2 separate regions of the Mus musculus genome follow, and region 1 is linked to region 2. Evidence: chromatin loops called from intact Hi-C (ENCODE). Cell type or tissue: heart. All regions are shown on one strand. Each heading gives the region's core, and the rest is flanking DNA. Links, peaks and the distances in the headings are about the cores only.

Evidence for each region. Peaks named below come from ENCODE experiments on the same cell type or tissue, not always from the same donor. Only the 100,000 strongest peaks of a DNase experiment are listed, where the experiment ranks them.
Region 1: it touches region 2 in a loop (8-fold over the local background); 4 of 42 quality-filtered maps call a loop at or near these places.

What each region holds. Positions count from the first base shown.
Region 1 is chr15:88,727,695-88,742,373 of GRCm38, reverse strand. It overlaps Brd1 (bromodomain containing 1), which reads left to right and starts at 8,155. Exons shown (of 13, transcript NM_001033274.3): 1 at 8,155-8,445; 2 at 11,670-13,050. The coding sequence starts at 11,684. Gm41377 (a long non-coding RNA gene) reads right to left here and starts at 8,253. Exons shown (of 3, transcript XR_875560.2): 1 at 6,367-8,253; 2 at 6,083-6,215; 3 at 218-2,593. In heart, for the core only: no CTCF peak of the experiment used is centred there; DNase peaks (open chromatin) are centred at 8,073 and 8,953; H3K4me3 peaks cover 3,285 bases; H3K27ac peaks cover 2,541 bases.
Region 2 is chr15:88,811,252-88,825,930 of GRCm38, reverse strand. Alg12 (asparagine-linked glycosylation 12 (alpha-1,6-mannosyltransferase)) reads left to right here and starts at 6,613. Exons shown (of 10, transcript NM_001142357.1): 1 at 6,613-6,673; 2 at 9,677-9,864; 3 at 9,941-10,073; 4 at 10,464-10,637; 5 at 11,283-11,477; 6 at 13,772-13,875; 7 at 14,411-14,634. The coding sequence starts at 9,700. Creld2 (cysteine-rich with EGF-like domains 2) reads right to left here and starts at 6,285. Exons shown (of 10, transcript NM_029720.2): 1 at 6,097-6,285; 2 at 5,918-6,000; 3 at 5,292-5,402; 4 at 4,705-4,796; 5 at 3,796-3,972; 6 at 2,769-2,864; 7 at 2,106-2,189; 8 at 1,188-1,283; 9 at 641-781. The coding sequence starts at 6,219. In heart, for the core only: a CTCF peak has its summit at 11,090 (motif pointing right); DNase peaks (open chromatin) are centred at 3,887, 4,261 and 6,430; H3K4me3 peaks cover 2,929 bases; H3K27ac peaks cover 1,969 bases.

The DNA.
Region 1 (14,679 bases), core at 3,242-11,241, 83 kb after region 2:
TACAAAGGCAAAGAGTGGTTTATTCTGCAGAAATTATCAGCATGCCGGGATCAACCATTCATCAAAATGGTGATAACCTGAGGGGCTGATAGCCCCCCTTTTATTCAGGGCTGGGGGAATTTTCCAGAAAGATTAGGTAACCTATGATATGATTGGTAGGGACAAAGCAGTGACATTAGTGCAATTCTGATGGGTTGCTAAGTTAGTTTTATTATGATTGGTGAGCCTTGAAGAGTTTCAGAAGCCAGCTCAATTCTGGCCTTGATGTCCCTTCCAGCCAGGTGTCCCAGGAGTTGACTCAGTTCCAGACTTATCCTCTCTAAGTCAGGGTGGTCATTGATTAAAGGCCCATTGTCAGCTGGAGCCTTCTGAGGAGCCCACTACTCTTCCTGGGGAATTGAAATTTTATTCCCAAGGTGTTTGGAGCCCTCAGTGTATGTGTGCCACATGTGCAAATGCGTCTGTGCACATGCACAGAGCCCAGAGAAGGGGAGCAGTATTCTCTACCAATCTGTCTATTCTTCTGAGGCAGGGGTTTTCTGAGAACCTGGAACTCTTGGTTGTTTTGATTTGATTTGATTTGATTTGATTTGATTTTCTGGGCTAGGCTAGAAGCCAGAAAGCTTCAACAATCTTCCTGTCTGCCCATAGAGCCCTGGTTTTAACAGGCATTCTCGGGATGCAGGCTTGTCAATGTGTGGGTGCCGAAATCTGGACTCTAGGCCTCCTGATTACGCAGCAAGCACCCTAACTGCTAAGTCATTGCTCCCACTTGTGCCTAGTGTAGCTCTGTTCATGGCGTGAGGTTCTCACAATCCCCCCATTGTTCCTCCATAATTAGAGATTCTTTTTGTTCTCATTCAATCTGAAGGACTCTCATTAAGTAGAGGGTTCCTGGGGGACTGTTCTTTTCTTGAAGCAGTGCCCACATCTTCCTGGGCTCAGTGGCTTCTGCTGAGAAGTGCTGTCACCGAGACTGCTCTTCGCTGCAGGCAGGGTACCATCTTCCTGAGTCCACTTTGCAGATGCTTGGTGTCCAGTTCAGAAGTTTATCTTTGACACATGCATGGGTTCCTTGGGGTCTGTTCTCTGTGGACCTCACTAACCTTGAGTGTGCAGGTTCACGTCTCTGCTGGTTTTTTGGGAAGTTTCTCCTATAGGATCTTCAAATATTTTCTCAGCTGCATGATTCTTCTTGGTCTCCAGGACGCAGATCCTGTCAAAAACTAGATTTATCTTTAATTGTTCTATGAATCCCTAAGATTATGTTCAATTTCTTTCCATCTATTTTTTCTCTATTGTGCAGTTGGGCAATTTTTATGACCTTATCCTCCAATTCAGAATCTAGACTCATTCCTATGTCATGTTTAATTTGCTATTAAATCTATCCAGTAAGTCTTCAAAAATGCCAGATCACAGCACTCTGTAGGCAGAGGCAGGTGGATTTCTGAGTTTGAGGCCATCATGGTCTACAAAGTGAGTTCCAGGACAGCCAAGGCTATACAAAGAAACCCTGTCTCGAAAAAATCAAAAATCAAAAATCAAATTAACAAAAAAAAAGGAGATTTGTTGTCCCACTGTCTGGAGACCAAAAGTCTGAAATGAGTGTCTGTAGAGCCACACCCTCCTGGGTCTTCGAGCTCTTGGTGGCTGTCAGTCCTTCAGCATTCTTGGCTTTGCGGTAACATCACTGCAGTCTTTGTTCCACTATGTCTGTGTCTAAAATTTCCCCTTTCCCACAGGATATTAGGCACAGGCGTGGGGCCTGGCTTAATGATAGGACCTTGATTATACCTGTGAAAACTGTTTCCAAACCAGGCCATGGTTCAGGACTTTGATTGATTAAAACAGCTTTGTATGAGACACACTTCTTCCTACAGTGGAGGGAGACAACAGAGCAATTTGGGGATAAAGGCTGAAGCCGAGTCTTCAAGGGGTTATAGCATCCTAGAGGCCCACTGGGCTTCTTAGAGAAGATGCTCTGCTGAGGAATGCCTCTCAAGAACTTACAAACGTGACTCATACAACTCTAAAGCAAAGTAGAGTCAGATATTTGTTTAATCACCAGTGAGCAAAGCCAGCACATGATGGTAAAACCACCTCATGAGACTGAAGAGCGGCATTTACAATGGCTGACACAGAGCGTGTGTGAGGAGGTTTGCTAACCTAGATTACAAAGTAAAACTGTTAAAGCCCTTCAGGGCCATCACACTGCCGTTTTTCTATCATCTTTTCCCCTAGGCAAAAATAATTTTCTGTGTTTCACTATTGAATTTATTTGCACGCAGACAAGAATCATTTAACTTAGCCATCTGTTTTCTGCAAGTTAAAAGCCTACCTTGACTGACTTGTAAAAGACCATAATTAATGGTCCAGCAAGATGCATAAATTAGGAGTCAGAAAATTCCCCTGGCAAGTCTGCTGGACAACACTCAATCTGCTGTTGAAAAAAGACACATGCCGCTTGTTTGCCTAATTGTAAATTCTAGAAAAGCTTTATTAGTTCCTATTTGTGATGATAATCTTCAAGGGTTATTGTTGTACCAGGAAAGACAGTTTCCTTGTATGCTGACCTGATTCATGCACACCGGCCCTGTAAGAAGAGGTGGCAATTAACATGATGAACCTCCTTCTTAAGTGGTATATCTAAGCCATGAATTACGCAAGACCAGGGCCGGAATATCAGCTCTGTTTGAAGATGTCATCATGAGGAATGTAGGACTGAGCATCAATTATGCCCAAGCTATGCTCTCATTTGCATTTCTATCCCTTGATTAGGAAACCGAGCCAAACTAGTCTTCAAGTTTGCTTATAGCCTCTGTGCATGGTAGGGGAGTTTTCATCCCCTCCTTGGCCTCACTGGCTACCATGGTTCCTGCCTTTCCAGACCATGTCTTTCTTTGTGTAGGGCTGGGCCTTTGTATGTCAGAGTACAGGTGCCTGGCCAGTGTGGGTCTGAGGGTGGTGTAGAGAAACAAATGTACTCTAAACGTTGTTCCTTTATGGTGGGCATGCCATGTGACTCATGAGAAAGTTAAGACCTTAATGGGTTTTTTTTGTTTGTTTGTTTTTTGGTTTTTTCAGACAGGGTTTCTCTGTGTAGCCCTGGCTGTCCTGGAACTCACTTTGTAGACCAGGCTGGCCTCGAACTCAGAAATCTGCCTGCCTTTGCCTCCTGAGTGTTGGGATTAAAGCCGTGCGTGACCACGCCCAGCTGACCTTAAAGGTTTTAATGTAGGGCATTGGTTACATACAAAATTTGATTTCCCAGTGAAGAGGACAACTGATTTCTATCATAATTATGTAAATCATTCTATTTTTGTTAAGAAGAAAGGTTATAAGCCAGACATGGTAGCAATTCCAGTGATCTCAGCACTTTGGAGGCAGGGGTAGGAGGGCTAAGTTTAAAGCTCGTCTAGGCTACACATAGAGAGTCCTAGGCTAACCTGGACAGCCAGATTGATTCTACCAAAAAACAAAAGAGTAAGCTGTCTACAGTGCTCAGTATTATCAACTTTACAGGTTCTATCATCACCTGGGAGACAAACCTCTGGGCACTGCAGTGAGAGAGAGTTTAGATCAGGGTAAGGAAGATGGGAAGACCCACCCCTAACTGTAGGAGGCACAGGTCCATTGGCTGAGGACACTGAATAAAAACTATCTTAACTTCTTGTCTGTGGGTGTAGCATGACCAGCTTCCCTCCCATGATGCCCCCGCACCTTTAAACAATGAGCCCAAGTAAGCTCTTTCATCCTTAAGTTGCTTTTGTTATTTTGTCACAGCAGCAAGAAAGGGAACCAATGCAACACTGTAGCAAACATCCGATGGAAAATTCTCCAGACTCAATGGAAAAAAAGGACTAGACTGTTACTTGAGGCATTTCTTTTGTTTTGTGAGGACACAGTTAAAGAAAGGTTTTATTTGTGCCAGAAAACAGATTTGAAAAACTTACTAATGTCCTGTTCCCTGCTCTGTTCTGTCTTGAAGCAGGGGTATTCTGAGGAGCAGTGACACCTCCAAAACCAAGCTTTTGAATGGTGCATACATGGGGGTAGGCCAGGTTTCTGCCTGATGGAGGCCAGAGATGGCCTCAAAGGGGGACTGATGCATAGACGTTTCTCACAGTTAAGTTACAGAAGGGGGGATGGATGGCATGAATCATCTGCTAGACTAGAATGAGAGGTTAACATGGTTTCTAGTATACACATCCCACAACTCATAACCCCTGTTATCCCAGCTCCAGGCTTTTACTGCCTCTCTGGGCACTGGGCTCATATGTGCAAACCCACACATATACACAGAATTTAATCAATTAAAAGTCACTAGTTATTATAAAAAATAAAGAATTTAAAAAAGATAACACAAAAGAGTTGAGCGTGGTCACATGTGCCTGTAATCTCTCCTCACATTGCAAAGGCTGAAGCAGGAAGATTTTTAGTTTAAGAGCAGCCTGTGCTATACAGGAGGAGTTCCAGGCTAGCTAGATACTGAGACCAACACTACCTCAAAAAAAAAAAAAAAAAAAAAAGTGGACAATAATAACTAACCACCTACCAACCAACCAGATTAAAAAACTGACAGATCAATCTAATTGAGTCATATTTCTTTATTTGAACTATTCATGCCATCTCTTATCCCCTGCCCCAGAAGGGCCTCTTGGTAGCCTGGTCTGCTCCCAAACTAACACTATTTGTGCATTCTCATCACAGTGCTAGGAGTATGTACACACAATAGAATGGCGGCTCATGCCATGTTTCTTATTGGCCATGCTTTAGTCTCTTTTGTTGCTGCTGTTGTTTTTCGACACAAGGTTTCTGTGTAGCCCTGGTTGTCCTGGCACTTGCTCTGTAGACCAGGCTGGCCTAGAGACTAAGGGCTGGGGGTGAAGTGTGAGCCAGCACTGCCCTGCCCTTTATTTAGTCTTTTACCTTTGTCCTTCTGATTGTTAGTGTTGTTGACTTTTCTACCTTTTTCTTACATTTGAAAGCTGTAAGTCACATTTTATGTTTCAGGTGGAAATTGTGACATTATAAATTCTGACATTAAATATTATATATTTTAACATTATAATCCATTTTCTTTGGATTTTTTTTTTTGTTTTTTTTTTTTTGTTTTTATGAGAGGGTTTGGTTTCTCTGTGTAGCCCTGGCTGACCTGGCACTTACTTTGTATACCAGGCTGGCCTCCAACTCAGAAATCTGCCTGCCTCTGCCTCCCCAGTACTGGGATTAAAGGCCTGCGTCACCACCCCCCCTCCCCCCTTCTTTGGATTTTAAAGTGCTTTAATCATACAATGTAAGAACATCACAGTATTTGTATTTCCTGTTGCTTTTTCTCTTCACAGGTGCAACAGAGTTTGACTGAGATTTTTGATACTATCTGACATTAACAGTCCAAACTGGTTTTCTGGCTGAAATCCACGTCTTGCTACTAAATTCACTTTTAATTTTGCTAACATGTATCTTTTAGGATTTTAAAAGATATTTGTTTCAGTAAACTTGACTATATATAGGCTATGAATCCATCTTTCTTGTGCTGTCTCATTTGAACACTAGTTTCTACTGTCTTATGAATTCTAGCTAGGTTCAATTCTTTTAGAATTTTAGTTAATTCCTTCTACAAACATTATCTGGGGCATCATAAAGAAGGTCCTTATTAGCTGGGTGTGGTGGTGCATGCCTTTAATTCCAGCACATGGGAGGCAGAGGCAGGCGGATTTCTGAGTTTGAGGCCAGCCTGGTCTACAGAGTGAGTTCAAGGACAGCCAGGGCTACACAAAGAAACCCTGTCTTGGAAAAACCAAACAAAAAACAACAAAAAAATCCAACCAACCAAACAAGAAAAACCAATAAACCCCCCCAAAACCCAAACAAACCAAAAATGAAGGCCTTTCCTCTCTGATAGCTTTTCGGTTGCTTTAGTCCTTGAAGTTGCAGTTTGTCTTGGTCTCATGCCAGTCTGTGGGATCCCTCCAGCCTACTAAGAATCGCTTTGCCTGAGAAGTCCCCCTCTCCCTCAGTCCTTCCTGCTCTTGAAGCTGTTGTGTCCTTTCATCTTTGCTTTTCTGAGACAGTGTCTTACTTTTGTTTTGTGTGGTGGGAGGTCCTTCCCTCGTTGGTTTGCATTTCATTTTCCTGAGGTAGAGAGAAGGCTGAGGGCTCATCTTGCTTGTTCTTCACGGTCCTGGGATGCTTAGATTCAGATGAGTGGACTTCTGTAGAGGAGGCAGCATTTACAGTTCCTGGCTTTGCGGCAGATGTGTTCAGGCCTCACAGGGTACCCCTACCATGGCTCAGTGGTGTGCATGAAGAAAGTACTAGCTAAACAGGAGGCCTTGCTCGGGAGTGGCTCCAGAATTAACTTACCCTTAAAGACTATTTTTCAGCAGGGCAATTGCCTTTAATCCCAGGACTCTGGAGGCAGAGGCAGGTAAATCTCTTGAGTTCAAGGCCAGTCTGCTCCACAGAGGAAGTTCAGGGATATACTGAGGGGCCTTGTATTGAAAAACAAAACAAACAACAACAAAATGACTATTTTCCAGCCCATAGTTTGGCTACAGTGGGATAAGAGTAGTGGCCAGCCAAAAGCTGCAAGGCACAGATGAGCAAGTCTGCCTTGTCCCAATAACTGTTTGGTGCCACATCCTGAGCTGTGAGCCTGCCCTGCCTGTCATGGGCGGGGAGGAGAGCAGCTCTGCTCACGAATGAAAAGCTCTTCTGTTTACCTGAGAGGTCCAGGCTAATGTCACAGGCACATGACTAGTGCTTCATCACCATGACACCTGTCATAAGCCTTCCAAGGCAACCAAAGAACTACCCAGTCTTCACCCCCATTTCAAAATACTTACAGATGAGTCTCATAATGAAAATTCTCTAGAAGCCACTAACTTTTAAACTAAGGACAAAGTAGACGGAACAAGCTGGAGAGTAAGACCAGTGTCCCTAAGCACCAACCCAAAGGGCCCTGATTTCAAAATCTTCAAGCCTTTTACAGCAGAGGTTCTCAGCCTGTGGGTCACAACCCTTTTGGTCCTGCATATCAGATATTTACATTCATAACAGTATTGAAAATTATAGTTATAAAGTAGAAGTGAAAGAATTTGATGGCTGGAGGCCATCACAGCATTGATCAGCAGCAATAGGACTGTTGAGAACCACTGCTGTAAGTGTTACCAGCTCCTTGGTAGGGATGTCAATGCTTAAATACTTCTATGAGTACAATGCTTATAAGAGGAAGGCCTAAGTCATGGGTGGTGGGCCATGCCTTTAGGGAGGCCGATCTCTGACTACATAGTGAGTTACAGTCAGAATTACATAGTGAGAGTCTGTCTCAAAACAACAAAACCAAAAATCAGGCAACCAAACAATCAAACCACCACCACCAAAGTAAGTAAGAAAGGTAGACAGACAGACAGAAAGAAAGAAAAGAAGAGGAAAGCCTGAGTTGGAGGCATGCCCCCAGACCTGGCTGCCCATAGTTTGAGATTGCTACTACTTGTCCCAGTCACTAGTCATCCTCAAGTCCTTTCCATACCCTCCTCTACCCAACCACTGACCTCGTGCCCTTGTTAATGCCTTTCTAGTGCCACCTTAGGGTTCCCCAGTCCTAGCCATTTATTCCTCAAATAAATCCACCCTTGTTTGGTGATCCCCTCCATCACGGCCCTCATTTCCATTCCCTCCTAACTCATCCTCCGTGAACCACGCTGGTCACCAGACACTATCAGAACCCCACTTCCCCCCCTTAGGATGCATCTCTTGATTCTCTCAAAATACCACTCCCTTGGAAAGCAAGCACTCTCAGGAAACTCCACCTGGCTCTCTAGGGTCAGCATTCTTGCTCTACTCAGTGCCATTGACCCCATAGTAAACACCATTCATCTGGTTACCCTTCTCTTACAGCAGCAGTCCTTCATCCTCAGGAACCCTAGCCTGTCTCCCCCAGAATTCTCCTCCTAGTCACCCCACTTTTGTAGCACTCCTCCCCCATCCGGATCCCCACCCTAACACCCTTCCTGGTCACCCCACTCTCTCCTTCGCGTCCCGCCCCGCCCCCTTATCCCGGCTTGGCGCGGCGCGCGTCGTGGCGGCGGCGGGCGGGGCGCGTCTCGCACGCAGCGCGCCGGGCGGAGCGCTCGCCGCATTGTTTGCTTCGCTGGGGAGCGAGCAGCGCCTCGGCAGGCGTCCGAGCAGCTCCGCGTCCGCGTCCTCCGCCCGGCCGGGCCCCGAGCCGGCCTCAGCCGGCCGTGCCGGCGCCGCCGACCCCGCCCGAGCCGCGGCGCCCTGCGGGCCCGGAGCCGCTGGCCGAGCGCGCCCCGGAGCCCGGCGGGGCACGGCTGCGCGGCCGTTGGCGGAGGAGCCGCGGCGCCATTAGCGCCGCCTCGGCCGCGCCGGCCTCCGCGCCCGCCCGCCCGCCGGGCTCCCGCGGCCGCGGCGCCCCCGAAGGTGAGTGTCTGACGGTCGCCGTTCGCCGCCCGCCTCGCCGGCCGGGGCGGAGGTGCAGGCGCCATGTTTGGAGGCGGCAGCGGCGGCTCCGCATTGTCCGCGGGCGGGGAGGCCGGAGAGTCGGGGCGGCGAGGCCCCGAGGCCGTGAGGCCTGGCGGGCGCGGGAGCCGGAGGGACCGAGAAGGCCGGGCGGACGTGCGCCGCCGTGAGCCGGCGCGGCCGGGGACGCCGGAGATCGGTGCCGGCGGCTCGCCCAAGAGGCCGGGTTCGGGAGGCGAGGCCGCGGCGAGATCGCGGAGGCGGAGGCCGCAGCCGGGTGGGGGCGGAGAGGGACACGGAGGCCGCGGCGGGGTCGGGGAGACAGAGGAGTAGAAGGAGGCCGCCGCGGCGCGGGAGGCGCGGCCAAGAGAATGGAGCGATCGGCAGGGCTCAGTAGGCGGGGAGGCCGCCGGGCCGGGCGGGCGGGCTCTGGGCAGCTCGGCTGTCTGGGCGGCTGGGGCGGCCGAGGGGCCGGGCGTCGGACAGCGGAGGAGGCGGAAGGCCTGGGGTCTCGTGGCGTCTGCCCACGTCCTCGCCCGTAGCCTTGGCGGTGCGGAGCGGGTCGCATTATGTAACAGATCGGTCCGATCTATTTTGCCAAGACAGGAAACTCCCTTGAAGAGGGACGGGCTCGGAAGATTTCCTAAGTGGAGCGGGGCCTGGTATCTCCGGAGCAAGCCCGCAGCTCCGCCACAACTCCGTGGATGAGTGCAGGAAACGCCGAGAAACGAGCGCGCGTGCGCGGCTTTCTTGGGCCTTTAGGAGAGAAGCAACTTTCCTGTGCGCTTAATTTGCAGAAAACGCAGCTCCTCATGGTGCCCTGCAGTTGTGACACACTTACACACACCTAGGAAACGGCCCCCCTTCATGGAGGACATTCACTTCACCCAGCTGCGACTGTTTTAGAGTATCTGTCATCTGGTAACAAGTAGTTACAGAATTTCCCTATTACTTAGTTACTGTTTTATCACTTGTTGGGTCGCGTGCACTGTCCTGAGTCTGTGTTTTTCTCTCCGGATGGTCACCTTAGAGTAAGGTGTGTCTCTTTCCTGTGTGCTTTTACGGTGAGGGGTGGAAGCTAGGAAGAGTTTAAATGGCTTGTCCGCAAACCGGGCCGGAAATGAACGGAGCTGATTTTGAGCATGGAGTCTTTCCCCTCGTTTTGCCGGCAAAGCTTTTTAGGATGCGTTTAGCCCAGTGATTTCTGGAGAAGCATGCTTGTTGCCTTTGCTGATTCCTCCGTGGAGAGATGCTTGTTCCTGCATAGAGCCAGAGGGGTAAAGTGCTGGGTATATGAAAATGAGGAAGTAGATGAGATTGTTGGTCACTGTGCCGGGCAGTACTGTTACATGTCCGCTTTCCCCTGGTCACAACTACCTTTTCAAATTACAGAGTAGCTGTGGCCATTAAGTATTAGGTTCAGTTCTTGTAGAAAAGTGGTTTAAAGACAGTCCTTCAGTGCTCACTAGAAGAATGTGGGATTTGACAGGCTGGCTACAGTACTTTACTGGAGAGGAGAAAATTACATGTTTGTCTTTAATCTGGGAGCTGTTGCTTCTGCCCGTGGTTCTTTTTGGGAAGGATATGGTGCTGACACCTGGATTTGCACCTATCTCGACTTAGGGATGCCACTAGAGGCCTAGGGCAGGCTAGGGTTGCTTTGACAGTTTCCTGAGAATCCAGTGTTGAGTAGGCACCTGGAAGTGCCTCAGAAGCAGGTGCATTGGGGTCTGGCTGACTACAGTGTCTTCATATTCTTCTTGTTCATAGAGAGATAGTATAGAATGTGGCTTTCTGCAGCTTGTAAAGTCTGTCTTTAAAAATGCATTGTAGAGATTTCCTTTTGGGACTTAAAACATGAAGTCTGCTCTTTGAGGGCTTTTCCCAAAGACTAGTAAGATAACTATGAGTTGTGAGTTCAGGCTCTGGTGCGCGCGTTCTCTCTCTCTCTCTCTCTCTCTCTCTCTCTCTCTCTCTCGCCCTTCCTCTGGACTATCCTGATATTTCAACTTGGTATATTTGGGAGTCAGTCTAACTCTACTTCTTGTCAGTAAAATAGGTTTGTTGAGCTGGAGGGGCGCGAGCGAGTGCTCCTGGCACTTGATGCTCCATGTGCTCATTCTGCTTGCCCAGTGGTTCTGAGTGGGCTTGTCTGCTCATAAGGTCCATAGATACCACGGCATGTCAGAGTCCACTACAAGGAATGCGAATATAGGCTCTTGGCGCCCTGGTTTTGTCCATCCTGGAAATGAGCAAATCTCTGCATTGAAGTTTTCAGGCGTGTGAGCCAGAGATAAAGGGTGGCGGGGAGGCCACTGCAGGCTGTGGTTTGAGGGAACCTGTCCTTTCTTGGGAGCAAGAACTGAGCATTTTCAGGTGTGTCAGGAAGAGAGCAGAGATGGCCCTTGATTATCTTGCCCACTGCTAGGTTTGCTTGAAGAGTATGTGGCTTAGCATACCCAGGTCCTGGCCTAATGAGAGGGAAAGGCTGGTGGTGCCCACGGCAGTTTCCAAGGTGGTCACTGCTGAGGTGTCCTGAAAGCTACACTGTGCTCTTGGGGCAAAAATATCCCACAGATCAGCTCAGCGTTCCCTTTAGTCCTGTGTAGGATGTGTTTGTGGAAAGAATGGACTACTCTATGCTGTTGACTTATGGAAGCTTCTGGGCCCCTGCAGGAAAGTTCCCAGGAGCGCTCTGCTGGGCAGTAGTGAGAAAGAAAGGAGGTTGCTTAGGAATTGCTAAGAGTAGGTGGCCACAGCCCAGTAGGCGGCTGCTTTGTGGCCACAGGTCTCTGCTGTGAAGTCTGGCAGAAAAACAATCTATACTTGTAGGAGAGAGGCCTCGCTCTTAACTCTGGAGACTGTGTTGCTGTTTGGGGCTTACTTTTGGCTTGGTCTAAAGAGGTGTCTTGTGGGTGGAATGCACCTGTGCCCTAGCTATTCAGCAGGAACCCTGAGGGCTGCAGCTTCCTGCTGTCTCCGGCCTTATCTGTACCTTTACCTGGGTGTGGTGAGGGAGAGGCTTGCTGAAATGTGAGACATTGTTTGGAAGTCTTCTTCAGAGCCTTTAAACTCTGAGCTTTGTTTGCGGGAGATTTGTTAGTGCTACCCAAGCACATTTTGTAGTTCTCTGAAGGCTTCTGTCATCCTGCATAGAGGTAACTTTTCCTTTGACTTTATTTTAGGTAATCATTGCCAAATGAGGAGGAAAGGACGATGCCATCGAGGTTCTGCAGCGAGGCATCCTTCTTCCCCGTGCAGTATTAAACACTCCCCCACTCGAGAAACACTGACCTACGCACAAGCTCAAAGGATGGTGGAGATAGAAATCGAAGGGCGCTTGCATCGGATCAGTATTTTTGATCCCTTGGAGATCATACTAGAAGATGACCTCACTGCTCAGGAAATGAGTGAATGTAACAGTAATAAGGAGAACAGCGAGAGGCCGCCTGTTTGCTTAAGAACTAAGCGTCACAAAAACAACAGAGTCAAAAAGAAAAATGAAGTCCTGCCCAGCACCCACGGCACACCGGCGTCAGCCAGTGCCCTTCCCGAGCCCAAGGTGCGGATTGTGGAGTACAGTCCTCCCTCTGCACCCAGGAGGCCCCCTGTGTACTACAAGTTCATCGAGAAGTCAGCCGAGGAGCTGGACAACGAGGTAGAGTACGACATGGATGAGGAAGACTACGCCTGGCTAGAGATCATCAATGAGAAGCGGAAGGGTGACTGCGTCTCTGCCGTGTCACAGAATATGTTTGAGTTCCTGATGGACCGCTTCGAGAAGGAGTCTTACTGTGAGAACCAGAAGCAGGGTGAGCAGCAGTCCTTGATAGATGAGGACGCTGTTTGCTGCATCTGCATGGACGGGGAGTGCCAGAACAGCAACGTTATACTCTTCTGTGACATGTGCAACCTGGCTGTGCACCAGGAGTGCTATGGGGTACCCTACATCCCCGAGGGCCAGTGGCTTTGCCGCCACTGCCTGCAGTCTCGGGCCCGCCCTGCGGATTGCGTGCTGTGCCCGAATAAGGGCGGTGCCTTCAAAAAGACAGACGATGACCGCTGGGGCCACGTGGTATGTGCCCTGTGGATCCCAGAGGTTGGCTTTGCCAACACGGTATTCATTGAGCCCATTGACGGTGTGAGGAACATCCCTCCTGCCCGGTGGAAACTGACATGCTACCTCTGTAAGCAGAAAGGCGTGGGTGCCTGCATTCAGTGCCACAAAGCAAATTGCTACACAGCATTCCATGTGACATGTGCCCAGAAGGCTGGCCTATACATGAAGATGGAGCCTGTGAAGGAGCTGACTGGAGGCAGCGCCACGTTCTCTGTCAGAAAGACTGCTTACTGTGATGTCCACACGCCTCCAGGCTGTACCCGGAGGCCGTTGAACATTTATGGAGATGTTGAAATGAAAAATGGTGTGTGTCGAAAAGAAAGCTCAGTCAAAACGGTCAGGTCTACGTCCAAGGTCAGGAAAAAAGCAAAAAAGGCTAAGAAAACACTGGCTGAGCCCTGTGCGGTCCTGCCGACCGTGTGCGCTCCGTATATCCCCCCTCAGAGGTAAGTGCATCTGAGCTTCCGGCTCCGATGGGCCTGAAGGGAAAGACTTGATGGTGGACACAAATCCGGGCCAGCAGGAGTTCTGCCACACCTCTGTCCCACTTCCTGATAGTCTTCGTCCTAAGTTGTAGCCTTTAATTGACTGGCTACTGTGGAGTGGGGTGTAAAGTGTAAGGCACGGATTGGGATAGTTTACAGTTGTCACCTGTTGGCCTGGAATATAAGGTAGGTACACTCACGGGAGCCACAGCCACACTAGTATTCATTCAACCCTGGGTTTCTGGACTTCATAGCATCCTAAGTTTTGTTTCTAGCTATAATGCCGTTAAACTCCCTTATTACCAGATTTGAGGACCTTGTGTGAAAGCATCTGGTTGGGAAAGTGAACTACCATCCTCAGTAAGGTAACCTTTGAGGTGAGGTTAGAACAGGAGCTGCTGTCAGCAGGCAGATGGTGGTCTGTCTTCTACTGGCCTTGAACTCACAGGGATCCTCTGCCTGCCTCCCAAGTGCTCCCACCATACTTGGCACATTGTATGTTCCTGGTGGGAGGACTTGTCCTCTGCAGTTTAGGGACTGCTTCAGCTTCTTCAGTCTGCATTGGGCTGCCCTCTCTCCTGTATCTTCTCCACTACTCTCTGGTTTGCTGTTTTTGTTCCATTATTTCAAAAAATGTTCCTTTTCACATCATAGCCTGAGGATGCCAAATAAATCCACTCTTTTTGTATCTGTTTGAACCCTTTTTTGAGCCTTAAGGAAGTAATTTTCTGTGAAGGGGGTGTGGGCTTTTAGTTGGGTCAGGTCTGTAAAGCCCCAAGGAGATAAAGTTCATGTGAAGCAGACAGCAACCCACATGGGTTTTACTGTAAACTGCTCCATAAAAACGTTCATTCTGTAGCGAACTGGTAGACAGTAGATTTCAGAGGTTTTTTTTTGGGGGGGGGGGGAGATCTGGTCTCTGTATCTTTGGCTGTTTTAGAAAGCCTATAGACCAGGCTGTCCTGGAACTCCATCCGCCTGCCTCTGCCTCCTGAGTGTGCTAGGATTGAAGACATGAGCCACCAGCATTGGCTCAGAACCTGTCTTTAACATAGTGAACATTAGGCTTTTTGTGTTACTTTCTTATGAATGTCTGGTTTGAAGAAATTAATCTTTTTTTGTTTTTGTTTTTGTTTTTTTGAGACAGGGTTTCTCTGTATAGCCCTGACTGTCCTGGAACTCACTTTGTAGACCAGGCTGGCCTCGAACTCAGAAATCCGCCTGCCTCTGCCTCCCGAGTGCTGGGATTAAAGGCGTGCGCCACCACCACCACCGGGGGAAATTAATCATTCTTGCTAGCATGCGGTGATTGATTCCACTATGGAGTTGGGTAGCAACTGCCTTTGTATTAGAGTTTAAAACGGGTAAATAAATGCTTTTTTTTATAGACCTATTCCTACTACTTAGAGTCAGTGAGTCAGAAACAGAGATCTCGTAACCCCTTGTTCAGAGAAGAGTCCTGGTAGAACCAGCATGCCTGACTTCTGTGCCTATAGAGGCGGAAAGGATAGGGTTCTATGAGAGCTCAGGAAAGTTTAGCTTTACCGAAATTGAAGTAAGTGAAGCAGCAGTCTGCTTGCTCTCGCTGGA
Region 2 (14,679 bases), core at 3,317-11,316:
ATTTCTATATCTCCCAAGGGTCTGTCAAACTGAACTGTCTCTCTCAAGAAGGGCTGACCTGGCTAGCACTTATGTGGCTTGGCTTAGAAACAGGTCTTTTATAGATAATTAATAATCAGGGTGGGTCCTGTCCAGAATGACTGGTGGTATCTTTATGAAAAGGGAAGGCTTGCACACATAGAGACCACACAAGGACTAGGAAGGTTCTGGAAGGACTGAACAGACCCTGTTTTACAGCCTCGGAGCCAGCCACAGACCCTGACCTCGGGCTGGGGTCCCAGAACCCCAGATCACTCTTTTAGGAATCCTGGGGGATTGGTGCCTCAACAAGGCTGCTCACTCTGCTCTTGGTCTTCGTCATTGGAGCTGTCACACTTGGCTTTTCCTTTCTCCACAACCGCCTTCAGATCCTACCTGAAGCTACTAACCAAACCCTCCTCTGTATGGCCCCTCTCACTCCTGCTGAGCCCTCCTCCTCCATGACCCTGGGTGTGCACTGCACAAACTTTTCACCTGTCCTCTGCTGTCACCAGGGCAACTCTGTGTTAATTTCTTACTTAGCAGCTTTTTTTGCAAGCATCTGGTTAGTCCCAGCCCTGAGCAGGGCAAGCCACCCGACTCCCTGCCTTCTGCCACTCACTGCCTTCTGCTGTCTGCACACAAGCGTCTTCTGTCTCCTCAAAGCCTTCCGGACACACGCACACGAAGCTCCCCGGAACATTGTAGCAGTTTTCGTTTTTCCTCTTACAGGCTTTTTCTTCTAGTGAGCATTCATCTATATCTGAAATGAAAATTCTTCATTTCAGTAAGTGACTACACACACACCCCTTCTACTACGCAAGTTGCTCATTCACAATTCCTTTATCAATGAGAGCAACAGGATGGGATCATGACTGCCCACCAGAGATCAGTAAGGTGCTGAGAGCTTCATGGGCCTTGGTGGCCAGGCCTCAACGGCAGAGCAGAGACATCTCATCGTAAGATAGGAAGCCCAGTGCCCTTGGCAGTGCCCAAGATAGTGGAGGTGACAGCCAAGACCCCTAGAAGCTGGTGTGACATAGGGACTCAGGCAAGTGTGGCTCCAATTGGCACCACACTGTCTAGGAGGGGTTCCCATGGACAAGGGCCCCCTGGGCAGGTGAGGTATTTCTTCCAGAAAGTTCATCCCTAGCAGACAGCTCACTGACCTGTGCACTGTCCACTCTCCTTGGTGTAGCCGGCAATACACTCCTTACAGTTGGCTGGGCCTTTTCCTGTACAGCCCACGCAGGTAGAATCACAGTCTAGAGACACAGAGAGAAGATGTCAGACCACTTCCACTTTGGTGAGGCAAGAGTATCACACCACAAAGCAGACCCTACTGACATGGGGGAACTTAAGAACAAAGCCACCTCAAGTCCAGTGACAGTCTGTTTCCCCAACCAAGACCTCAAATAAGAACAGCTAAGCATAGACTGCAGGCTCTACAATCACAGTCCAGTGTCACAGAGGACATTGCAGCCTGCTTGTACTACCCAGTAGAATTGTAGACACTGGGTGGCAACCTCATCCCTGCCACTCTATGAATCACGTAAGACCCTAAAATACTCATAACCCCTGACTGGCAACTTTGGAAAGCAAAGACTGTGAACAAGGCTGGTTGTGTGATGGTGCACTCCTTTAATCCCAGCACTCAGGAAGCTGAGGCAGGAGAATGTCTGTGAGTTTAAGGCCAGCAGGGTCTACATAGTGAGCTCCAGGACTACACAGAGAGATCTTCTATATGGATCTGTATGGAGTATGTAGAGTTTTCCCTACAAGGGAGAGACTGATGTGACTGAGGCAGCAGCGCACGCTAAGGCAACTGTGATGTATAAAGTAAGTGCTGCATGGAGACGTGCTGGCTTTCTGCATGCCAAGGAAGGAGCCAGAGGCAGCAGCGCATGCCAAGGCTACTGTGATGTACAAAATAAGTGACGCATGGAGATGTGCTGGCTTTCTGCATCATATCCACCACTGATGTCGCCACTTTCAGGTTCCTGAAACCACACCAAGGGCATCCGAGTCACACATGTTGAAGGAAGAGAGAAGCCTACGGAGACCACAGGTCCCAACACTCTGGTCACCTTCACATGTGTACGAGCCGTTGACATTCTCACAGTACTGGCCATCGCTGCACGGAGATGTCTCTGCTGCACACTCATCCACATCTGGAAGAAAACAAGGCTGTGAGCAGAGCAGAGCAGAGGTGGCAGGGCTGAGGCACCACCCGTGTGACGGGAATGTGAGCACCTGAGCCTCCACACAAGCTCAGATCATCTCTTCCTTCAGTACCCCCCCACCCCATCCCCCAAGGCTTTAGACCAGCTTGGCTGAGTTCTGAATTTGCCTAAGGCCAAGCAGCTGCAGAGGGTGAAAGCAAAACTAGAATAGAAGAAGAGGCTGGGCAAGGGGCACCTGAGGCTCGGAAGATCAAGCCTGTAGCAGCTCCACTGAGGGCCTTAGTACAGGGTTTGCTGCACGAAAGGGGCAAGGGCCCAGAAACAGCAGGGCCACACTCCTGGTACTGTGATACTACCAGCTGTGGTGGGGACACTGGCTTAATACAAGTCTGAGTCCCTCTAAAAACCCCACATGCCGGCCATAAGAGTGGCCTTCCACAGCCCCGAGTGGGACGGAGATGAAAGACATCAGAAGGGAGTCAGACCTCCCTGGGATGGTCGGGTCGCCCCATAAGGAACCACCCCCCACTCTCTCTCCCCACCCCATCTCCATGGTATGCGCCTCACCCACACAGGCATCCTCCACACGTGCCCAGCCCACTTCACACTGGATACAGTCTTTGTTGCTTGGACCAGAGCAGGTCTTGCAAGACTCATCACAGGCTGGAAAGCAAAGGCTGTGTCAGGAGGGCCCTTTTGGGAACAGGGTCTCATTGCCTCCCACACTGAGGAAACCTTCCTTCAGGAAGGAGGATTTTTAAGATTGGCAGGAAAATAAAAGCGGTGAAACCAAGAAAACAGCAGCACTTAACTCTGAGTGTGATGTCACCACATCCAGCGTCCCTCTAGTCAGTGACAAGGACTGCTGACTATTTCCTTCACAGTCATAAAACATCAAGTGAACTCAACCAAGGATGCTGCCCTGTGCAGGCAGCAACCATGGCAGCCTAGAAGGCTGGCAAGGCCTGTGCTCCGCTGACTGATTTGACAGGCAGAGCTGACCTCAGTCTCAGAAAGAAGCTGCCCAGGTAACCTTGACAACCCTGGTGAGAGCGAGGGCGTGGGAGGGCCAGTGCTCAGGAGTAGCCTCCAAGGGTCCTGGTTCCCTTTCGTAGCCATGTCTTGTGGGCACAGAAAGTCCTTGTTCCCTCTGAGAAGTTGTTCGATCAACTACAGATACATCTCAGCCTCTGTATCTTGCCTCCGTCTCAAAAACCACCTGGCAGGAAACTGAAAGACCTGTCCACCCTTCTGGGACAGCCATGTCATCATTTCAGGTGATCATATGGAATACGGCCAACTACTAGGTGCTAGGTCATAAAACCAAGGGCATTTGATACAGGCATGATAGAACCTGTCACACAGGCACTGAACCACCAAGTCATTCCCAGGAAGGCTTAAGAAGCAAGTACCTTTCCCTTCCAGGGTAGCTTATGGATACTTCAGAAAGCCCATACTGCCAGGCCTCCTGCACCGGATATGGGGTTAGGGGCCAGGAGGCACTCTGTTCCCAGCTATGCAGCCTCAGCAGAGGGCTGCTCCCCACAGCCTCTCCATCACCCAAGCCAGCCAGACTCTGGGTGCCGGTGCTTACCTGAGCAGATGCTGTGGGTCTCGTTCCTCTGCAAGCTGAAGAAGCCGTCTGTGCAGTCAATACACAGTGGTCCCTTGTAGCCTGTGTGACACTGGCAGGACCCGTCGCCCTGTCTGCTGCCGTCTCCGCTGCAATAGCCGTTTCCGCTGCAAGGCCTCTCGGACCCACCCTGGCACTCTTGGAAGACATAAACTTTTGCTTGGAGCATGCCCCTGGGGTTGGAGCATAAAGCCATTGGGGTCCCTTACAATCTAAACCTGGCACCAATTCCTGCTGAGGGAACAGGGACCTGGAAGCTGAAGGAAAGGGCCAGAGCCAGACACTGACCACCTGGGACCGGCAGGATTAACACTAGAACACCTGTGGGGAGCCAGCTATGGGACAACACACTATGTGCCCGAGAGAGAAAAATCCAATGTTGTATTCAGCATACAGTCAGGGAGAAGGGAACAAGAGCCAGCTCAGCCCACGTGCATGCCTGAAACTGAAACTTCTGTCACCGGATCCAGCCCGACTGATCAACATGACTTGGCTCCAGTCTCAAGGGTCACCTCAGAGAAGGGGCCAGGACTAGGTAAGAATGCTTACCACCCCCAACTCCCATCAGTACAGAGGAGCTCGAGAGACTGTGATCCCTCCCCCTGAACACTCATGAGGGCAAGAGGAGAACTCCCTAAAGTCAGAAGTCAGCAGTGATGCGGGAGCCTATGGCCCAGGTTCACAGCACCAGAGCAGGGGTGGACAGCTATGTATCTGAGGAAAGAGGCAGGGTTCCCCAACTCCACAGAAAGAGCATGCAGTTCAAATTCCCTCTGTGCTTTTAAACACAAGAAGGGCATCAGAGAGGAGTCATGGGAAAGATGCAGGCTCGGATGTCCCGGAGGGGCGGGGGGGGGGGGGGGGGTGTACCTTGACAGTCTGGCCCGTAGGTGCCTGGAAGACAGCACGCTTTCAGTGTGTGTACACAGAACCACTCAAATAGGTTGGGGTGCTCCTTCTTCCTGAGGGTTTTGAAATGGTCATTAAATCCCACGAGACGCTGGCCCGGAGGCACGCACGGCTCAGTGGGGATGCTCCAAGCCTTGGACAGTTTCAAACCCTAAATATAGCACAGGCGTTTTCAAACATATCAGCGGGGGAGTTGACTTTATAAGTTAGGTGTAGTAAGAGATCAGTAACTAACAGTGATAGCCAGACAGTAACGATGCGCTGAAGTGAGGCTTAACCACTCCAATTTTCACTTCTTAACTTCAGGCTGAAGCAACTAAGGACCTCAGGTGATTCGGGCTAGGAGGCACTGTCCACGCCCTCAAGGCTATGTGATGGGGGAAGCAAGGGTCAGGTGTGCACAGGACCTCCTTGGAAGCTTCTAAGAGATGGTGGCAGCGCAGGGGTAAATCGGGATGGGGATGTAGGATATTTCCTGCTTCTCTAGGTTCTCTACTGGGAAGATACTGCAAAATGCGAGATCAGAAGACAGGGTCCCAGGCACTCACAGTGTCTGCCACCAAGCCTCTAGCTGCTCCTCCTGCTGCTCCAAGAGTTGGTTGCACTCAAAGTCACTGCTGTCACACAGACCCTCCATGATCTCCAGAAGCCGGATCTCACTGAAACACAATCTGTCAGCACCCCAAAGCACCAGCACCCCAAAGCACCAGTCTGCTCACTTTACACATGTCCCTCCTAGAGACTACTTTAGCGAAGAGGAGAGTCTCTACAACCACAGGCAAGGTTAGTCAGTAAGGGGAGGCTAACCGGGGGGTGTGCAGCGGACCCAGGAATGGTAGGCCCCTCCATCCCTACAGCATGAGAAAGGGAGCTTATTCCATTAGTCAGGGAAGCCAGAAGTCTCTAGGAGGGCGAGGGGCTCCAGTCTGAGTTTCCAAAAGGCCCGTGTGCGTGTGTGTAAAAGCCTTCCAGTGTCTGTGCGCACAGAAGTGGCCGTAGGGAGTGTGGAAACCACAGACCAGTTGAGTGGCCAGAGGCAGGGACGACCATTGACAGGTGTCCACCACCATCGAAGGGGTTCCTCCGTGTGCCGGTGGTCTGCACCGACCCCAAGGTCTGACCACCGATTCACAGACCGCGACCGCACATCCTCGCACTTCTTGGGAACACTCACCTGAATTCGTACTTAGACAGCGTCTTCTCTTCCCACGCCGTGTTGCCGCCACCGAAATTCTTCCTGGCCGTGTTGGCCATCCCCTGTAGTGGAGGTGGCACCAGCTCGATGGGCTACCGTGAACCCCGCCGCCAGCCCCTGCCCCAGCGCCGCTGCCCCGGACCCCGCCGCCCGCCCACCTGGTTGAACTTGTCCACCAGCGTCCGGCATCTCTGGCACATCGTCGGCTTCCGGGAGGCTACGGCCCCGGGCGGCGGCAGCAGCAGCAGCAGCCCGAACGCGGCTGCAAGCAGCAGGTGCATGGCGGGAGGGCTGCCCGGCGACCCACCGAGAACTGCGGCGGAGTCTGAGCCTCCGCCCACCGGCCCGCGCGCCGGCCGTTCCCCGGGCTACTTGACTGCGTCGCCGAGGCCCCGCCCACCTTTCACCCCGCGCGCTTCTATTGGCCGGAGGAATCCCCCTTGCCTGATGTGGACCAATTGAGGCTCGCCACGAGAAGCCACCAATGAGAAGGCCCCGGGTCAGCGTCCCGCGAGAATGAGGCAGAACCGTAATCTTCTATCGGGTCCCCATGCCCCGCCCTCCACGAGTGGCCATCTTTTCTCCGGGCGGGAAGCGCCAGCTGCGGTCGCCAGCCTGGGCAATGGTGGCCATGTCAAGTTCGGGCAAAGACTTGGCTTCCGGGCCCGGTTTCCGCAGCCGGCTTCCTGCCTTGGTCAGTCTGCTCAGTTCCGCGGGGTCCTGCGGAGAGGAGAGGTTAGCGCGCGTCGCCGGGATTGGTGTACTCGGGCGGGAGGTGGCGAAGCTGGGGTTCTCCCGAGCGCGCGTGACGGCCTTTGAGTTCCTCAACCCGGGGATGGACCTGTCACTTAGAGGCTGAGCGTGTCCCTGGGGGCGGGACATCTCGCCCGAGGCCTGGACCGTTCATCCATCCTCCTCACCTGGCGCCCGGAGCTGTCATCCGTAAACAGAGCTCTACATCTGGGTCCTGCTCAGTGTGGTTGAGGGGGCCCCAGTGGTCGACATTTCCTCAGGGGCCTCAGGCAGTGAGTTCACAATGACCTTCCGAACTTTAAGTGACCTGAGGGAGGAGGAGGAGGAGATGTGGACTATGTGTATTTTAAAGAACATCTGATTGTATAAATAGTAACAGTTTAGTCTGGTCTTTGGTTTACAAGTAAGTTCATCTACACCAGCTAACACTTCCAGGTTAAAGCCACAATTTGAACGAATGATTCCCACAGTTCCCTTGGAAGCTTTGGAATCACAATGGACAGGGACGACAGGATCTTTGAAGGGTACCCCCTAATCTGAGATGCCCTCCTCCTCCACGCCACATTTGCGAAGAGTATAGCTTTTAATTTTTTAAAGATTTGTTTATTTTATGTATATGAGTACACACGGTAGCTGTACATAGGGTTGTGAGCCTTCATCTGGTTGTTGGGAGTTGAATTTACGACCTCTGCTTGCTCTGTGCATCAGATCTCATTACAGGTGGTTGTGAGCCACCATGTGGTTGCTGGGATTTGAACTCAGGACCTTCAGAAGAGCAGTATAGCTTTTTGGAGCTTGGCTCCTGGAGCTTAGCCATTAGCATCTCTTCTTCCCTGCAGCTGCCCCCATTCCTGTGATAGGTGTTTTGTTTTGTTTTTTTTTTTGGTTTTTTGAGACAGGGTTTCTCTGTATAGCTCTGGCTGTCCTGGAACTCACTCTGTAGACCAGGCTGGCCTCGAACTCAGAAATCCGCCTGTCTCTGCCTCCCAAGTGCTGGGATTAAAGGCGTGCGCCACCACGCCCGGCTGATAAGTTGTTTTTATGTACTGGTGAATAACTCCCTTGTATTGTTTCTGCTCCTGGTTGAGCGGTCCAGCTCACCCTGGTCTCCTGTTGTCTTTGAAAATAGCTAGCCGGGCGGTGGTGATGCACACCTTTGATCCCAGCACTTGGGAGACAGAGGCAGGCGGATTTCTGAGTTCAAGGCCAGCCTGGTCTACAGAGTGAGTTCCAGGACAGCCAGGGCTACACAGAGAAACCTTGTCTCGAAAGAAACAAAAAAACAAAAAAGAAAGAAAATAGCTGCTGTTGGTCCTCAGCAGAACACACACCCCTTTGTGGCTGTGAGGAAGGAGGAGGATCGGGTGAGTTCTGTGGGTAATAGCCCACCCTAAAGCTTGGGTTTCCTTCAAAGGTCTGCAGAGCAGATAGTTGAAGCAGCGAAGTTGGAGTCCCTGAAGCAACGCATCTCGCACTGCTGCCTCCCTCGATGGCTTGGCCTCTTCCCCATCCTTTTCAATACCAAGGATGGCCTTGAACTTCTAGTCCTCTTGCCTCTTACCCCCTAGGTGCTGGGATACACACATATATTTACATACCTGGGGTTTATCCGGTTCTGGGGACCGAACCCAGGGCTTCAGGCTCTTAACAAGTTACCCAGGTTGACCTAGACCTCTTGTTTCTCCTGTCTCAGCCTCCCAAGTACTGGAATCCTAAGTGTGCATCACTGTACCCCAGTATGGTTTTGTGCCAGGTTGGGAACTTTATGTACATGTTGTTCTATAACCTAATTAGTCAATCGTCACACTTTCTCAGTTCAGGACTTTTTATTGGGTCTAACTCAGCTGGGCATAGTCAGACGTGGTGGAGTGTTGGCCAGACTCACTGTAGCCTTGCAACCGAACTTGGAATAAGCAAGTGCACGCTGTGGCTTATTTACACTCACTAAAGTCTTTATAATATGCCTTTGCGCAGGGCTGGGGAATACCTGTGGGGCATTTTCCTGATTGGTGATGTGGTAGGGCCCATCTCACTGTGGGTGATGCTATCCCTGGGCTGGTGGTCATAGGTGCCATAAGAAGGCAGACTGAGCAAGCCATGAGGAGCAAGCCAGTAAGCAGCACTCCTTCTTGACCTCCATCCACGTTAATCTCCTGCCTCCAAGTTCCTGCCTTGAGTTTCTGCCCTTAGTTTCCTTGGATCGTAAGCTGTAAGATGAAATAAACCCTTTCTTCCCCCAAGTTGCTCTTGGGTGTGGTGTTTTATCACAGAAATGTAAACCCTAACTGAGACCATAGGAATTATGAGCATTATTATATTTCACGGGGCTGGGGCTGGAGAGGTGACTCTGGTTAAGAATGCTGACTGGTCTTTTAGAAGACCAAAACTCAGTTCCCTGCACCTACACAGCACCTCACAACTGCCGGTAACTCCAGTTCCAGGGAATCAGATGCCCAGACATACATGCATATATACACATATATACATACACACATGCATGGGATTTATTAGAGTGGCTTACAGACTGATCTAGCTAGTTAATAACGGCTGCCTATGAGTGGGAGGTCAAGGAATCCAGTAGTTGTTCAGTGTACAAGGCTGGATGTTTCCCTCAGGTGGGCTTCAGTATACACTGGGGTCCTGAGGAAACAGGAACCATTGCCAGTGAAGGAATGGATTTGCCAGGAGACCAAGAGCAAGCTTCCTTCTTCCATGTCCTTTACAGAGGTTGCCAGCAGACGCTGTGACCGGATCAAAGATGGATCTTCCTACTTCAGAAGATTTACTTAATAAACAATCCCTCACCGGGGTACTCAGCTGCTTGGGTTTTAGTTAACTTCAGATGTTGTCAAGTTGACAGAATAGCCATCTCAAGGGGTCTTGTGCTTCCTCTCCTCCACATCTTACCTGTGTGACCTCAAGCCACGTCTTAGGAATGTCTGACCGTGTAAGGTAACAGTGTTCCTTGTCTGTGTCTCTGTGAAGGCGCATGAAGTTCAAAGCTCTACATGGCTGGCAAGAAGTCATCGGGCAAGCGGTCATGGCCGCTTCTGGGGCTGCTGGTCACTGTAGCCACCATCCACCTGGTTATATGTCCCTACACCAAGGTAGAAGAGAGCTTCAACCTTCAGGCCACACATGACCTCCTGTACCACCAGCTGGACATAGACAAGGTGAGGCACTGCACCGAGTGAGCGGACGCTTGCTTCACTTGCCCAGCCTGTGCGCTGACCACTCTTCTCCCTGCAGTACGACCACCACGAGTTTCCTGGAGTTGTTCCTAGGACGTTCCTCGGGCCGCTGGTGATCGCAGCGTTCTCCAGCCCCGTGGTTTATGTGCTCTCGCTTTTAGAAGTATCCAAATTTTATTCTCAGCTGATAGGTAAGGGCCTCACAGGGGCAAGAGCTGTGACATCACATGGTCACAGGTGGGGTGGGGATGGGGTAGGGTGGGGGTTGGCTGGACTCACTGTAGCCTTGCAGCCAGACTTGGGACAAGCAAGCAGGCCCTGTACCTTAGACTCCACAAAAGTCCTCATGACATACTTCAGCAGCCAGCCAGCCAGGACTGTGGGACTGAAAGGAAGTCAGAGGCGTGGTTTGTGTGGGTCTCCGTCCACACACAGGCCCCATGGCCACTTCTGGTACAGATGTGAGCTCCTATGTAGTGTCTTGCATATTGTCACTGAGTGCCACTGCAAGTGACACTGGCTTCATCTGTGTTTCCTGTTGAGTCATTCACATCAGTGACTTTTTTGCTCATTTCATTTAGTCAGAGGAGTCCTTGGGCTTGGTGTGATTTCTGGACTCTGGACATTACAAAAGGAAGTGAGACAGCAGTTCGGAGCCACGGTGGCTGTCATGTTCTGCTGGATATCAGCCACACAGTTTCATCTCATGTTCTACTGTACGAGGACACTCCCCAACGTGTTGGCCCTGGCTGTGGGTATGTAGCTTCAGGCTCTGCCTTCTGACTCCTCACAGTGTACACACATCTGCTCCTGGCATTGTCCCCCACCTCCTGGGCTCCTCATAAACTGCTCAGGGTCTCTTCCTCTGGAAGCAGGCCTCTCTGTACTCAGGGCTGGTTCTTCTAGAGAACACTACCCTGAAGCACCTGCGTGCCAGCCCAGCAGACATTCTGTCTGGGCAAGCAAGCTTCTCGGGTTTGTCTGTGTATATTTTGGGTTTTAGTATTTTGGGTCATAGTCCTACAATGTAGTCCAAACTGGCTTTAAATGCTAGATCCCCCTGCCTTAAACTCTGAAGTGCTGAACAGCTTCTAGAGTGTATGTATGTATTTATTTATTTATTTATTTAAGTTTTTGCATGTATGAGTATTCCATATGTATTTAAGCACATAATGTGTGTACAGTACCTTCAGAGGCCAGGAGAGGGCATCAGGTCCTCTGCAACTGGAGTTACAGACAGCTGTGGGCTGCCCTGTGAGTGCTAGGAGTGAAACCTGGGTCTTCTTCAAGGACAGCCAGTTTCTAAATTGCTGAACCATCACTCCAGCCCCCGCAGAGTGACTTGGGGGGGTGTTTTATAAGAAAGCGAGCCCCCTTATCGTGCGTTTCGTGTTTTGCAGTCTTACCAGCCCTCACAGCCTGGCTGCAGCGGAGGTGGGCCCTGTTTGTCTGGCTCTCAGCCTTCGTCATCATTGGCTTCAGGGCTGAGCTGGCCATGCTGCTGGGCATTGCGCTGCTGCTGACCTTGTACCAAAGAAGACTGACGGTGGCCAGAGTGCTCCGACACGCCATCCCAGCAGGGCTTCTCTGTCTAGGCAAGTTGGCATCTCTGGTTTGCCTGTGTGTATTTCTTTCAGTTTGGGGTTTTGGTATTTTGAGACAAAATCCTCCTGTCTTAGTTACTGTGCTGTTGTGAGGACATACCATGACCACGGCAGCTGTAGAAGGAAACTTTTCATTGGGGCTGGCTTACAGTTCCAGAGGCTAGTCCAGGATCATTGTGGCAGGAAGCATGGCAGCAGGAAGGCAGGCATGGTGCTGGAGCTACACCCTGATCTACAGGCAGCAGGCAGAGAGACAGAGACAGACAGACACAAACCAAGACTGGGCCTGGTGCATCCTGATCTGCAGGCAGCAGGCAGAGAGACAGAGACAGACAGACACAAACCAAGACTGGGCCTGGTGCATCCTGATCTGCAGGCAGCGGGCAGAGAGACAGAGACAGACAGACACAAACCAAGACTGGGCCTGGTACATCCTGATCTACTGGCAGCAGGCAGAGAGACAGAGAGACAGAGACAGACAGACACAAACCAAGACTGGGCCTGGTGCATCCTGATCTGCAGGCAGCGGGCAGAGAGAGAGAGACTGGGCCTGGTGTGGGCTCATTTGAAAACTCAAAGCCCAGCTCCACTGACACACCCCCTCTAGTAAGGCCACACCTCCTAATCTTTTCTGAACTGTCCACCAACTAGAACCTAAATATTAAAATGTATTAGCCCTTGGGGGATATTCTTATTCAAACCATCACACCCACTGTATAGCGCAGGCTGGCCTCATATCTGAGCTCCTCCTGCTTTAGCCTCCACGGTGCTAAAATGACAAGTGTGTCAGTTTGAAACTTGGTGTGTGCATATTGTGTGGCATCCAGAAATCAGCCTCAGTGTTATCCCTCAGATTAGCCACCTGGTTTGTTCCTAGGTTTGTTTTTAAGATATATTTATTTCTACTTTATGTGTATGGGTTTTGCTTGCATGTTTTCCTGTGTACTACACGTGTACCTGGTGCCCATGGAGGCCAGAAGAGGGCATCAGATCCCCTGGAACTGGAGTTATGGACAGGTGTTAGCTACCATGTAATTGCTTCAGCCTCATACCTGGGATGGGTGTGGGTGTGGATGTGTTGGGGTGGGGTGGGGGTGGGGTGGTTTCTTGAGACAGGGTCTTTACATAGCCCCGGCTGTCCTGGAACTCACTTTGTAGACCAGGCTGGCCTCGAACTTACAGACATCCACCTTCGTAATCTAATCTCCCTAGCACTTAGAGTAAAGGCACTCACCACAAACCTGACTTTTTCTGTGGGTTCTGGGATAGAACTTAGGCCTCCCCCTTGCAAGGAAAGCTCTTTACTAAACTGTTGCCTCTACCCTTGAGATTTGTTTTTTTTTTTTTTTACACTTAACTGTGTGTGTGTGTGTGTGTGTGTGTGTTCTTACCACAATGCACATATGGAGGTTAGAGCACAACTTGTGGGAGTCATTTCTTTCGTACCACCATGTCGGTCTCAGCGATTGAACTCAGGCCATCAGGCTGGGCAGCAAGTGCCTTTACCCACTGAGCCAGCTCACTGGCCCCCAAGAATCCTTTTTTAAATTTTATTTTATTTTTAATTATGCATATATACATGTATGTGTCTGTGTGTGTGGAAATATGTGTGCATGATTGTAGTCACTCATAGAGTCCAGAAGAATACCCAAGAATTGTGACAGGCAATTGTGAGCCTTCCCTTGTGGCTTCTGGGAACTAAACTTGGGTTCTCTGAAAAAGCAGTATTCACTCTTCACTGCTGAGTCATCTCTCTAGTCCCCTTTATTTATTTATTTATTTATTTATTTATTTATTTTTATTTTTTTGTTTTTTGAGACAGGGTTTCTCTGTGTAGCCCTGGCTGTCCTGGAACTCACTCTGTAGACCAGGCTGGCCTCAAACTCAGAAATCTGCCTGCCTCTGCCTCCCGAGTGCTGGGATTAAAGGCCACCACGCCTGGCCCCTTTATTTTTTTTTAAAGATGTAAACAAGATTATCTGAACTTTGGCAGCAGTAGAACATGCCATTTCTGTCCTAAACGTAGCTTCTACTTGGAAGCCTGCATCCACCACTGTCCTTCAGGCTGCTTGGACAGACAGGAGGAGGGCAGTATGTCAGACACTGGGGAAGATACTCGATGAGAGATGGTGTCACCATTAGCTCCTTTCATGGGAAGCCGCTGGCAGTTTCTGTGGCCGGCAGTCACTTTGTGAGGCAGTTAAGCACAGTGCACATGTGGGTTGAGGCTTGAATTTTATAGTTGGCCATGTTCCTTACAGAGGACACTTCTGTTCTGTTATTAGGGCTGACGGTTGCTGTGGACTCCTATTTCTGGCGATACCTTGTATGGCCGGAAGGAGTGGTGCTTTGGTACAACACTGTCCTGAACAAAAGTTCCAACTGGGGCGTATCCTTTCAGTATTAGGGGAGGGATGCCCATGACCCTGACCTCTATCCAGTCAGCAGCCAGCCAGTCTGGCACAGGTTGGGTGGCTGTCTGAGGTTCAGGGCAGTAGCTTCTCCTATGGCACACACCTAGCACTCTCTGGCGACATCTCCCCGAGTATCACCTAGTCACACCCATAGTCCACAGGGTAGCTGCGTTTCAAAACATTTACACAGAGTGTTTCAGATGGTCTCATGGTAAGAAAGGATAGCATAGCTGCCACTTGATAGCATACCATCCTCATCTGTCAATACTGGGAAGAAAGGAAGAAAAGCTAAAGGGTTTCCCATAGTCCTCTGTGGGGCCCTCAGTTACACTGTAGCAGCAAGGGTATGCTGTGCCCAAGATCGGTCATCCCCATGCCTCCTAAGCAGGTCTCTGCTGTGTCTTTTGGCATAGCTGACTGGGCCTTTATGCAGTTACAATTCTTAGTTCCATTAAGTGGACAGTGACTCGGTCTCTGACAAATTCATGCCTCCTTAACCCTAAGCCGAAGACTTCCCCACTCCTGTGGTATTTCTACTCAGCCCTGCCCCGAGGCCTGGGCTGCAGCCTTCTCTTCATACCCCTGGGTGCAGTGGACAGGAGGACCTATGCACTGGCCCTGCCAAGCTTGGGATTCGTGGCTCTATACTCACTCCTCCCACACAAGGAGCTGCGGTTCATCATCTATACCTTCCCTGTCCTCAACATCATGGCTGCCAGAGGCTGCACCTATATGTGAGGGTTTCGTCCTTGAGATACTTGTCTGCTTTTCATTTTGAC